Linked DNA regions of Homo sapiens: region 2 is linked to region 1. Evidence: chromatin loops called from intact Hi-C (ENCODE). Cell type or tissue: OCI-LY7. All regions are shown on one strand.

Region 1 (2,500 bases):
GGGATCAAAAACCCTACAAAACAATGGGATTAGTCTTCAATTGGTATACAAGGCTTATAAAAGACTAAGCAGATTGAAAATTGCCACCTCTATAGATTGTTTGCAAAAAACAAACAAAAAGCTTAAGCAACAGACTAGACATTATAAATGAGGACTGTATTCTGACTAAACTAAACCTAACTGTTCCTTTTCTTTATTCATCTCTGCCTACATACTCTGAGTCCACTAATATTTTTGCTAAATTACCTGCCACCTTAAGGATAATATTTTAAAAGTTAAATAAGACAGATGCCTTGCAAAGTAAGACCTTTTGATCAGCCAAGTATTCTTGCTGTAATTACTTTCACTCCAAGATCTGGAACTGAGCTTAGAGCCATTGTAAAAAACTTCCCCGATCCAAGAAAAAGTCCTCAAATATTTACTGAGGAATTTGAAATTCTCATATGAGCTTATGATTCAAAACTCCCTGACTTTAAAACCTCCTCATAAAAAGTAACAAAAAGAGCTTAAAAAAGTATTAAAAACCTTTTAAATTCAATTCTAAAAGACTTCCATAAATTTTGATTGGTCCATAATACAACCTTCTGAATAAAAAAGAATAAACCAGTTTCAGATTACAGAATTTGCTTAGAAACACTGTTTGTAAAACATGCTGCACTCAAAATATGAAACAGAGGATTTCCTGTATGGATTAAAATGACATGAGCATTTTTAAATGGACTTAACAGTTTAATTAAACTAAATGTTACAGTTAAATTAAAATGTATTAATTGAGACAGAAAGTTACAGATATGACTCAATTTGTGACCTTAGCTAAACATTTTGAGAGAACTCAGGAGCAAGAAAAACTCAAAAGGTTAACAAGCTATGTCTCTGTAATTACAATAGTCGTAGAGGCTGGGACCAAAGAGACCTTCTTGTTCTTATTTTAAGTCATAATCAGAGGTCCTAAAACCAAGATTCTTTACCCTGAGATTTCTGCCTTTACTGTAAACAACGAAGACACTAAATATGAGATTGTCCACCAATAAACCTCCCTTTGGACTGCAGTGTTTCACCACTAGAGGGAACAAAAGAGATTCTTTTTAGCTGTCATGATGCTTATCAACATTGATTAGGCTCCAAGGGATTCTGAAATAAATTGCCTCCTGTAATACCCTTCAATAAACATAAATAAACCATGCCTAGGATAAAAGGGGAATTGTATACAATCATGGTGGATACTCGAGCCACCTTGTGTACTATAAACTATGCTTTATTGTATTTTATGTTATGTTTTCAGTCCATAAGCAACTTTTATTTATTTTGTCATTTTTAATGTTTATTAATCTCAACTTCTATTTTTAATTCAGAGGATACATGTGCAGGTTTGTTACATGGGAATATTGTGTGATGCCGAGGTTTAGGTATGAATCTCATCACCAGGTAGTGAGCATAGCACCCCATAGATAGGTTTTCAACTCACACCTCCACCCTCCTTCTTTCTGTAGAAGTCTCCAGTGTCTATTGTTCCTATCTTTATGAACATGTGTGCTCAATTATTAGCTCCCACTTATAAGTGAGAACATGTGGTATTTGGTTTTCTGTTTCTATGTTAATTTGTTTAGGATAATGACTACTAGCTCCATAAATATTTTTAAAAGGACATGATTTTGTTCTTTTCCATGGCTACACGGTATTCCATGGTCTATATGTACTACATTTTCTTTATCCAATCCATCAAAGATGGGCACCTAGGTTGATTTCATATCTTTGCTATTGTGAATAGTGCTGCAATAAACATATAAGTACATGTGTCTTTTCAGTAGAATGGCTTATTTTCTTTGGGGTATATTCCCATTAATGAAATTGCTGGGATCCCACTTTAATAAGCCAACAAATTCATCAAAGTAAAAAGATTGTGAGGGTTTCAAATCAAGTTCTAGAGATTCCCATATCTAAACACATTCAATTAACTTTGGAAACTTTGTTCTAAAAAAAAATACCTTTTTACCATGTGATACTGCTCCAGTAAACTTACTGTGGTGAGACTTATGTGCAAACTAGAAAGAAACATAAAATTCTTCTCAGGGAGAAATAATCTTAGAGTTTTTTGAGTTTCCCAAAACATAACTCTTATGCTCTCTACAAACAGAAATTAATGAAATCAAAACTCAGGCTTATAATACCCCTGTCCTTTCAAAAATACCTAAATGTTTATGGGCCTTTTCCTCAATTAGTATAAAAAATAATAATGTAAACCTATAAAAACAAATAGAACATTTTAAATCTTTGCATAAATTATCCCAATATTCACTAATATCCAAAACAGTTCAAGGACTTTCACCAATTGCGTAAGATTTAATCAAACAAAGATTTATAATTCCATACACAAGTCCTTGTAACACTTCAATCCTAGCAGTTAAAAATCCAAATAGTGAAATTATCCCAATATTCACTAATATCCAAAACAGTTCAAGGACTTTCACCAATTGCGTAAGATTTAATCAAACAAAGATTT
Region 2 (2,500 bases), 450 kb after region 1:
TTGTATTTTTAGTAGAGACAGGGTTTCACCATGTTAGACATGATGGTCTCAATCTCCTGCAATGTTTTATATTCTTAATGCCAATAAATTACAGTTATGTAATTATAAATTGTATGTTCTTGAGATCAGAGTAGCTAAAACCATCTTAAAACAAAATGTGCTTTTATAGTTTTAAAACTTAATTGTCTGTTGGTTGAAGAGTCATCATAAGTTATTCAAATGTGTGTGTATATATATATGACAATTAAATACATTATGAAGATTACATTTTAACTAGAAATTAGAAAATACAATCCTATTCATGTATTTGTGCCCATATATATTTTCAACAAAGCTAATCATTTAAATAATTATGACATCACTCATTACAAAACCATGTTTTTTTCTGATTATTTCATATTAATATCAATATGATGTTAATTCTTAAGATAAAGGCATACGTCATTTTTTTCTAATAAATGTTACAACCAGGTATCTCTCATTCCCTGTCTAACAGAGATCCAAATTTGACTTCTTCATTCTCTTCCATATTCCCATAATCAACTCCTTTTTTATATTTTTCAAAGATTGTTAGTTCATAATAAGTGGATAAGAATGTAGATTTTGTTTATGCTAAAGCTATGCATTAAGTGATTACAGAAGAAACTTGAACAGCATTTTAATATATATCTAAAATATTAAAGGACATTATTATTCTGTATACAATTTATTTTCCACAGAGAAATAATGTGCAGCATTCAGAAAGGCTAAACATTGTAGAAAAGAAACACGAATTCTAGATAAAAGTACCTAAGAAAGATTAATTTAACATGCACAGAATTTCCCAATTAAAACTTTCACATTAGCATTGCATTTTAAACAGTTAATCTCCTAATGAGACATCCCCAGCAATGAGGAGAGAGTTGCAGGACTGAATGTGGCCCTGAGGCCTGCATCTGGAAAAGGCTACATTTTGGTAATTTTTAAACTATTTTCGTTCATTTGGGAAGGAAAGTACTACACTGCCACCTTCTGACAGTGACTTTCTACTTAATGAGAAAAATTTCAGGCCTAAATTGGGGTATATATTACTTATACGCCTTTAAAGTACAAAATATTAGAATATTTTGGCTTCTTTCTTTAAAAAGTTTATCATCTGTACTATATGACACATACAAAATAAAATAGCATATATGAAACTAAGCATGAACCTATCATCCAAATTAAGAATTAAACAATATCAACAATGTCGAAGCTGCCTAAATGCACCTCTCCAATCCTGAATATGTTTAAGTTCTAACTCCGAAAATGTGGAGATTTTTGGTTTGTTGGTTTTTTGTTTGTATTTTTACTGATACCATTAGAGTGACCATTCATGTCATGTTTTTTGACTTGCTGCCGTAGCATTTCCTCAGTTCCCTGTTTCCTCTGCCCTATCTAGCACATATGTGGTTGAAAATGCCTGCTGTGTTGTCACAGAAAGATTACCTTTCTCCTTTATCTTTTACTGTGTTGGGAGGAGGGGGTGGTGGAATTGGTACATTTATTTAACCAACATTTACTGGAAAACTACTGTGTGTCCAATAATACCAAATATAATGGATCTAATGGAGAACAAGATGAAATCATTGAGTGCCTACCAGAAGTTTTATTTTAAAAATTTTAGGGAAGAAAACAAACAATTAAAATCTAGTTGGATTAGTAACACAGTTAAAAGTAATGAAAAGTTTTCTTTCTAAATATGGTTGATTTTCAAGAACCTAAAGGTACTGAAGATACTGAGAGAAGCTCTGGAGAGCAGAGAATCTTAATTAAATAATGGATTCGCTCAGGACACTGTCATTGAGTCAGTAATATGATTGAACTGACTGAAGATTTTAAATTCAAATATATTGTAAAGTTTTTTTTCACAGTTCACTTAGGTAATAGATTTCATATAAAACACAATACTATTCCTCTAGTAGAGCTGGCAAATGTTATTGGATATAAGATTCATAAAAAATAAATACCTAGAATGAATATAGATAAAAATGGTATCAGATTCCTTTAATAAGAAAAGAGAAAATTTAAAGGTAGAGATTTTAAAAAGTTTGCTTATATAAATGTCCAGAGTAAAAACTGTGGCTTCTTATTGTTTCTCATAATTTTTCTTCAAATTTTAAAGTAAAACAAATCAGATTGTAAGCTCCTTTACATAATAAAAATATTTCCAGACTGGGCGCGGTGGCTTACACCTGTAATCTCAGAACTTTGGGAGGCCAAGGAGGGTGGATCGCGAGGTCAGGAGTTCAAGACCATCCTAGTGAATATAGTGAAACCCCATCTCTACTAAAAATACAAAAATTAGCCAAGCATGGTGGTGGGAACCTGTAGTCCCAGCTACTCGAGAGGCTGAGGCAGGAGAATCACTTGAACCTGGGAGGCAGAGGTTGCAGTGAGCTGAGATTGCACCACTGCACTCCAGCCTGGGCGACAGAGCCAGACTCGCGAGACTTTGTCTTAAAAAAACAACAACAACAAT

The links. A loop is a pair of places that touch in the nucleus more often than their neighbours do. Peaks named below come from ENCODE experiments on the same cell type or tissue, not always from the same donor. Only the 100,000 strongest peaks of a DNase experiment are listed, where the experiment ranks them.
Region 2: a loop joins it to region 1, with 16 times the contacts of the local background. A loop is called at or near these places in 12 of 110 quality-filtered maps.

What each region holds. Positions count from the first base shown.
Region 1 is chr4:130,807,264-130,809,763 of GRCh38, reverse strand. No RefSeq gene overlaps it. Among named protein-coding and RNA genes, the nearest start is that of LINC02479, 430 kb to the right of the region's middle. In OCI-LY7, a CTCF peak has its summit at 1,065 (motif pointing right); no DNase peak of the experiment used is centred here.
Region 2 is chr4:130,358,248-130,360,747 of GRCh38, reverse strand. No RefSeq gene overlaps it. Among named protein-coding and RNA genes, the nearest start is that of LINC02479, 17 kb to the left of the region's middle. In OCI-LY7, CTCF peaks have their summits at 810 and 1,017 (motif pointing left); a DNase peak (open chromatin) is centred at 987; H3K27ac peaks cover 565 bases.